Linked DNA regions of Homo sapiens: region 2 is linked to region 1. Evidence: chromatin contacts called from ENCODE Hi-C or POLR2A ChIA-PET data. All regions are on one chromosome and are shown on one strand. Each heading gives the region's core, a stretch centred on a gene start or an enhancer-like site at or near the end of the contact. The rest is flanking DNA. Distances are from core to core; before and after follow the strand shown.

Region 1 (2,952 bases), core at 116-2,615:
TAAAAAAAAAAAGTCAAATCTCCATTCAGGTTTCCAAAAGCACCTTGTAAAAATGTGAGACTGTGGTGTGGTGTCCATATTCATCGCTGCATTCTCTCACTTGCTGAATAAGCAGGTCAGAGGCATGCACAGAAATTAGGTTGCGGCCATTGGTTTAGACAATACACAGTACATTTAATGAGGAAGCTTCTCTCCTACTTGGCTCCCTCTCCAGATCTCCTGCTTGAGCTAAACTGATAGCCAGCACTTAGCTTTGAATCCTCAGAATGTTTTTCCCTCTCTACCCATCTGTCTGATTCAGACATCATACCTGTTCATTTCACAGGGGGACAGGTATGTCCTGCCCATTCCTCTCCCGCTGCTCACACCCTGCTTCAGACACGCTCCTTCCTCTCACCTACCTCATGAGTCTCTCTAGAGAGGTTTCCTTGCTTCACAATCAATTCACATCTCACCACCAGCTCTATCTTCCCTCCTTTCATTTTTAGAAGTCTTCAGGGGTTCCCTATCATTTCAAGACAAAAATTCTAAGTTTTTCTTTTGGCACTGTAAAACCTAACTACCTTTAGAAACTTATGCCCCACCGTGTATAGAAAGAGTAAGATTGAATTTGGTTTCGGCCTAACCTGGAATGTTAGTTTTGCCACCTGGTATCAGCATAAGCAAAGCTTCCTCTGTACTTGGTAAACAAAGAGAAGAACCTGTAAACATTCCTATTTGGAATCCTTCATAAATGCTCTTGGAAGAATCTATTACTACATCTGATTATTCCACTGGACTATGTTCAGTGGAACTGCTAGACTTCTAAGCTACTGTTTGAAAATAACTTCAGCTTGCTTTATTAAAAAACTACAGAGAGGACGGCAATTTAGTGAAATGAATTCTGATGATGTAAATGTTAACAGTATCCGAGTTGTTACCTCTGAGTCCCTGTCCTCCTAGGGTGAAGAGCACATAGAGTTGGGAACATTCAGCCACGACTGTCTCATCTTTATAACTGCTTTAATTACAATCGAGTACATCATTAAAGTCAGAATCACAATGTTTTAAGCTCATTAAAATATCAGCTAAAAAATTCATAGGGGATTATTGGCTGGAAGAAATGAAAAGTTATAGCATTGCTATTTCCTATTGATGGTTAGAACATGCAAAGATCCACAGAGGGTAAGTTTTGAGGCTGGATGACAAGCTCCAAAAAAAGTTTCTTTGGCCAGTCACTTACATTTGGACACAACAGGCTGAACAGCAGCTTCACATTCTGCACGCAAAACACTCAACTCTGGGTAAAGTAAATCATTCCACAAGTGGCCTCCTTCCACATTCACAGTACTTGAGAAGAGTTCCTGAAACTTGGACACAGTGCTGTGGAGCAGAGCCAAGAAACTTCACAGTGGTTATGAAACAGCTGCAAATCCATGCTTATGTCATGCTTTGTACAAATACTCTATAAAGGACACATTTGATCAAGAGTAGAAATATGGCTTTGCTAGTACTAATCAAGGTGAGAAGCTGGATTTCACTAAAAAGACTTCAGAATAACCCTCTAGTGTTTCCCAATTATATAATTCTAAAATTTATAGTTAACCTGTATTTTTTTATATTTTTCTCACTCACCCTCCAAGCAAATTCATCATTGTATTAATAGCTACTCACAACATGGAGAAAGAAAACAAGCAGCAACGAATTAAAGAATCAGTCCCCTCAGAGGTTAGCACTAGTTTATCTGACAAAAGAGAATGTCCTATAGCAATGAGAGATGTTGCCATCCTTAACATTGTCTATGATATAAAGGACAATACTAAATTTACTGAAAAGGTCTATTTCTAAATTCCCCTTGAATATCAGCCAGGCAAATGTAAGAACCAAATTTTTGCATGATTATAATTCTCTCCAAAATGGGAAATGAAGGTTAAATTAACTTTCAGATCCTGATCTGCAGATACTCGTAGTAAATTTTATTCATCTTCAGATTCTCTTCTTCATTTACTGAATAAAAGCAAGTTATATCGTTATCAATAGAACTGAAATAGGTTCATTTGCATAAAATGCTTTGTTCTACTTCATTCTGAAGAAAACAGCATTTATAGTCAAAAGGCTTTCAGCAACTATTGCAAAAGATACTTCATGAGTCAAGGATGCTGTCAGAGCATGAATAAAAGGGAGAGGGACACAGAGTTCATCATTTACAGAGGGGTTGGAGAAAATCTCTATTCCTCCTAGTTTCAAGTTAGGAGTTTAAAAACCTTTAGGAACGAGGACAAAGACCTGAAAGTTGCTAAAAATCCCAGCTCATGGTACCAGAACAAGATAGCTCCAGAACTCTGAGTGCTTCTAATGCAATAACACTTGGGCACTTTCCCCCTGCTACAAACCAAATCATTGAAAGGTGTCTGATAGAGCCAGCATACACTGTTAGCCTGAAGCATCAACGCTTTGTTTATATGAACATTATGACCAAAAAATTATGTTATTTAACTTATTTTTTACTGTGCCCTACGGTGGTTCTTTATGGTAGTATATTTGACATTTGTGATTAAATAAAAAACAAATTTAGGTTGTCATATTCTTATTACGGTACATACTTGACAATATTTGACAATATAGTAAAATGGTTATATTTTGATTCCTCAGCTATCCTGGAGACATAGTACTCAGTGAAAAACAGCAAGGCATCAGTAAATAAAAAAATTAAGAATTATCCTGGGCATCATTTAGTCAGTGGCTTCAGTTTCAATTATCTCTTTAATGAATCTAAAAATATTATTCATCTTTGCTTCATATTCATTTTTTAACCTGTCCTCTTCAGAACATCTACTGGACCACCAAATCTTACCAATTCTTCTCCAATTGCCTCTCTCAATCTTTCATTTCCAACAGATTCATGTTACCTGAAATGTAGACAACTGCAATAACTTCCAAGAATCTCTCTACTTCTATTCCCCTTCCTTCCAA
Region 2 (2,952 bases), core at 275-2,774, 120 kb before region 1:
TAATAAATATATCAGATTAGAAGACAGCATCCTAGTAGTAAGTTCCAAACACATTTATGAGACCTTTTCATTACTTTTTAATTTCCAAAGTTTCATTTAAGCTCTCAGATTTGACAAAAACCATTTTACTAAACATATTTTTTTTTATTGTATATGGATAACCTTCAAGACCTAAAGAAATACCATAGTGTAAAAATATGAAGGATGTTAGCTACACAGAAGGAAACATGTACTTAACTTTTTTATTCTCTAGAAAAGAAAACATTTAGGTCTTGGGTTAGTTTCCTACTGAGAATCGTAAATTCAAAGGTACATTAATACATCATTACCCTTTAAAAACAATTTATCACCAGGCTTGATGATAAAATCGTTGCAAAATACCACAAGAAACCTGTTTTAGAAATTAAAACTTGGAAGCTAAAAAGTTAAACATTTTTTTTTTCCAGTGAATTGAGAGAAAAAGGCATCCAACAAATTAACTTCAGCTGGGTCTTCCATTTTGATGACATTTGTAAACCCAAAACAGAAGCACAGCCTCAGTAAATGCACCTTCTGTGTACTCGTAATCTATACAAGACATGGGGTCTGGCTCAGAGTTGGGGGGTCTGCCCGTGGGGCAGTCTTGTGATCCAAAGTACCAATGCCACGTGAGGGTCCTCCAGGGATCAATGGATTTTCTCCTCAGCTTTGCTTTCCTTTAGGCAAATAAAGCCAGGATTCCTCTAATGAGTGGAAAACATCTTTTATGAGTTCCTAGTTTGGCAAGACAGGAGCTATTAGACATCCACGGAGATGTTTTTATCCATCATTTGTGCTATTTGGCAACATTGCCTCAGTGCTGAGAAACTGGGTCAGTAAAAGTTATTACTAGTGATAGCAGCCTTAATTAATGATCATAGTTGTGTTCTAGCAGTTAAAAGGAATAAAACAAGTCAGAAACCAAGTTGTCTGTGTGTGTTTTAGAGAACTGGCATTTTGTAACTCAAATTCAATGGAATTCCATTAACTTTTTTGAGAAGGGGTGTCTCTGGACTTGAGCCTATCCATAGTACCAGAAGCAACAAATTTTTAGAAATGATGTCAGATTTAATAAAATAGAACAAGCATGTTATTTCGCCACCTTTGAACCATCAGTGACAGATTTACTAGAGTCCACCAGTGTACATTTTGTAAGATGAATCACATGTATTTTTGTCTGTGCACAAATGTCTAAGATCAAGTGTTTAAAACCCCAGAGTTCGTGGATTAAATGGGAAACACACATGTACTTTGAGCATGAAATTTCAAACCCAGGTAATGGCTCACAAACTTCTGTCACAAGTGGTGTACCTTGGGAGGAAATGAATGTAGATGGAGAAGAGGGGTAACATCTTTGCTTTCTGTTATTTTCCCACTTATTTTAATAGAAATGTGCCTAAAGGCAAGTGACTGGAAAATAGTGGCCAAAGGACAGTAGAGAAACCAAACTGGCCTCTAGGTGGTGCTTGGAAGCAGCGTAGGGAAGGCTGGCACTCTTCACGGTGAAAAGGGTATTAGCTGAAGCCCAGTAACCTGCAGGCTCCAGGGTAACGTCTGCATCCCAGTGTGGCCTGCTCTGCAGTCTCCACAGGTGATTACTGGGCCAGTTGAAATACATTTCTCTTTTCACCTATTCCTGTATCTGTTAAATTGTTATTACAATTATAGCTCATGTCGATAAATCATTGCCGTTTAAAGTCAACAAACACTTATTCAAAGGGTTTTTGTCAAGCAGGTCATTCTGCCACAAAGCTGTACTTAGAAACATCTGCCTGCTTCTCCCACAGTTTCCTATTTGCCCAGCACTGTCTTGTCCAGATGGAGTATGCTGGACCTGCAGGAGCTAGGATTCTGTTTGCTTGCAGGTGGAATGTTTCCCAAGGGAATGTTTTCTCTTTATGTCTTTTTTTTTTTTTTTTTGGTAAAGTTTTTAAAAGGTATTATAGCTGCTACATTTGATATCAAATACGAGTCTGTAACTCTTGTTAACAACATTGGCCATCAATAAAAACAAAGACAACCCCCGCCCCGGGGAAATCATAATAAAATGTGGGTAGATGTGTAAATCCACACAAATCTATTCCTATTCACATGCTGACTGAAAAGGGAAGCTTCAGCATAAAAATTTAAGAATCTGTAACTCCAGGCAGATTTTAACATATACTTTTTTTTTTATTAAATATGTAAAAAGATCAATGCAAGTCAAGTTATTCACATATTCAGAGACAAAAAACTATTCTACCATGCGACAATAGGTGGGTAATGTAAAATGAATGTGATACATCTGAATAAGACTTTTTCATCTATTATGTCATTACTTATCTATATTTATAATTAACAATACATATGTTTACATTCCTTTCAGTTTACATTTAATATATAACAAAAGCTTTATGGTGTCCTATTTAGTAAAAGTAATCTGAATGCATATTAAACCTTAACGGAATAATGGAAATACTCACCAGGGAAGGGAAGAGTTCTTGGTTCCCTTCTGGAATTTACTTCTCTCAGGTCAACAGGTGTTTTTCTTTCTTTTTTTTTTTTTTTTTTCCTGCTTTTCTGCTTAGAACAAATATGGGCTTTCTCTTTGCCCCCTGCTTCGATCACTTCCTATCTGACAGTAGCAGTGGAAGTGCTATAACCAGCCGACAGCGGGCACGAGGGGGGGTACTAAGGATGAAACTGGGCTTCCTGAGAGGGAGAAGTGGAGCACGCAATCAGGGACGCTTCCTGCCCAGCCCGATGACATGTGACCAGGGGCCGCTAAGGAAACTGTTCCCTGAATGCCGAGATGAGAGAATAATGGGGTCCCACCATCCATGGGAAATGAGGGGGGATCTGCAGAGGCTGGAGGTGCAGCCTAAGAGGACTGACTCAAATTCAGCTGTTAAAGATTCCCCAAAGCATCTGAGACACCATCTGGGGTGCAGCACA

Evidence for each region. A loop is a pair of places that touch in the nucleus more often than their neighbours do. ChIA-PET counts read pairs that join two places held with the same protein, here RNA polymerase II (POLR2A). Pooled maps may share reads with other maps.
Region 2: a loop to region 1 is called in a map of gastrocnemius medialis, with 5 times the contacts of the local background. The contact joins two enhancer-like sites. A Hi-C loop is called at or near these places in 48 of 168 maps with a recorded cell type or tissue (B cell, CD4-positive, alpha-beta T cell, CD4-positive, alpha-beta memory T cell and 30 more), 36 of 37 single-sample maps with no recorded cell type and 34 of 50 pooled maps. POLR2A ChIA-PET finds 5 or more read pairs at or near these places in 16 of 52 experiments (CD4-positive, alpha-beta T cell, CD4-positive, alpha-beta memory T cell, CD8-positive, alpha-beta T cell and 11 more).

What each region holds. Positions count from the first base shown.
Region 1 is chr18:35,023,569-35,026,520 of GRCh38, reverse strand. It overlaps a transcript of MAPRE2 not described here. Among named protein-coding and RNA genes, the nearest start is that of MAPRE2, 16 kb to the left of the region's middle. Within about 2 kb of position 1,365, at least 10 of the 41 ENCODE cell types and tissues checked have a DNase peak (open chromatin) inside an H3K27ac peak, as active enhancers do; they include gastrocnemius medialis and heart right ventricle, where a contact is called at or near this core.
Region 2 is chr18:35,142,688-35,145,639 of GRCh38, reverse strand. It overlaps MAPRE2 (microtubule associated protein RP/EB family member 2), which reads right to left. Exons shown (of 7, transcript NM_014268.4): 7 at 2,170-2,952. Among named protein-coding and RNA genes, the nearest start is that of ZNF397, 97 kb to the left of the region's middle. Within about 2 kb of position 1,524, at least 7 of the 41 ENCODE cell types and tissues checked have a DNase peak (open chromatin) inside an H3K27ac peak, as active enhancers do; they include gastrocnemius medialis and heart right ventricle, where a contact is called at or near this core.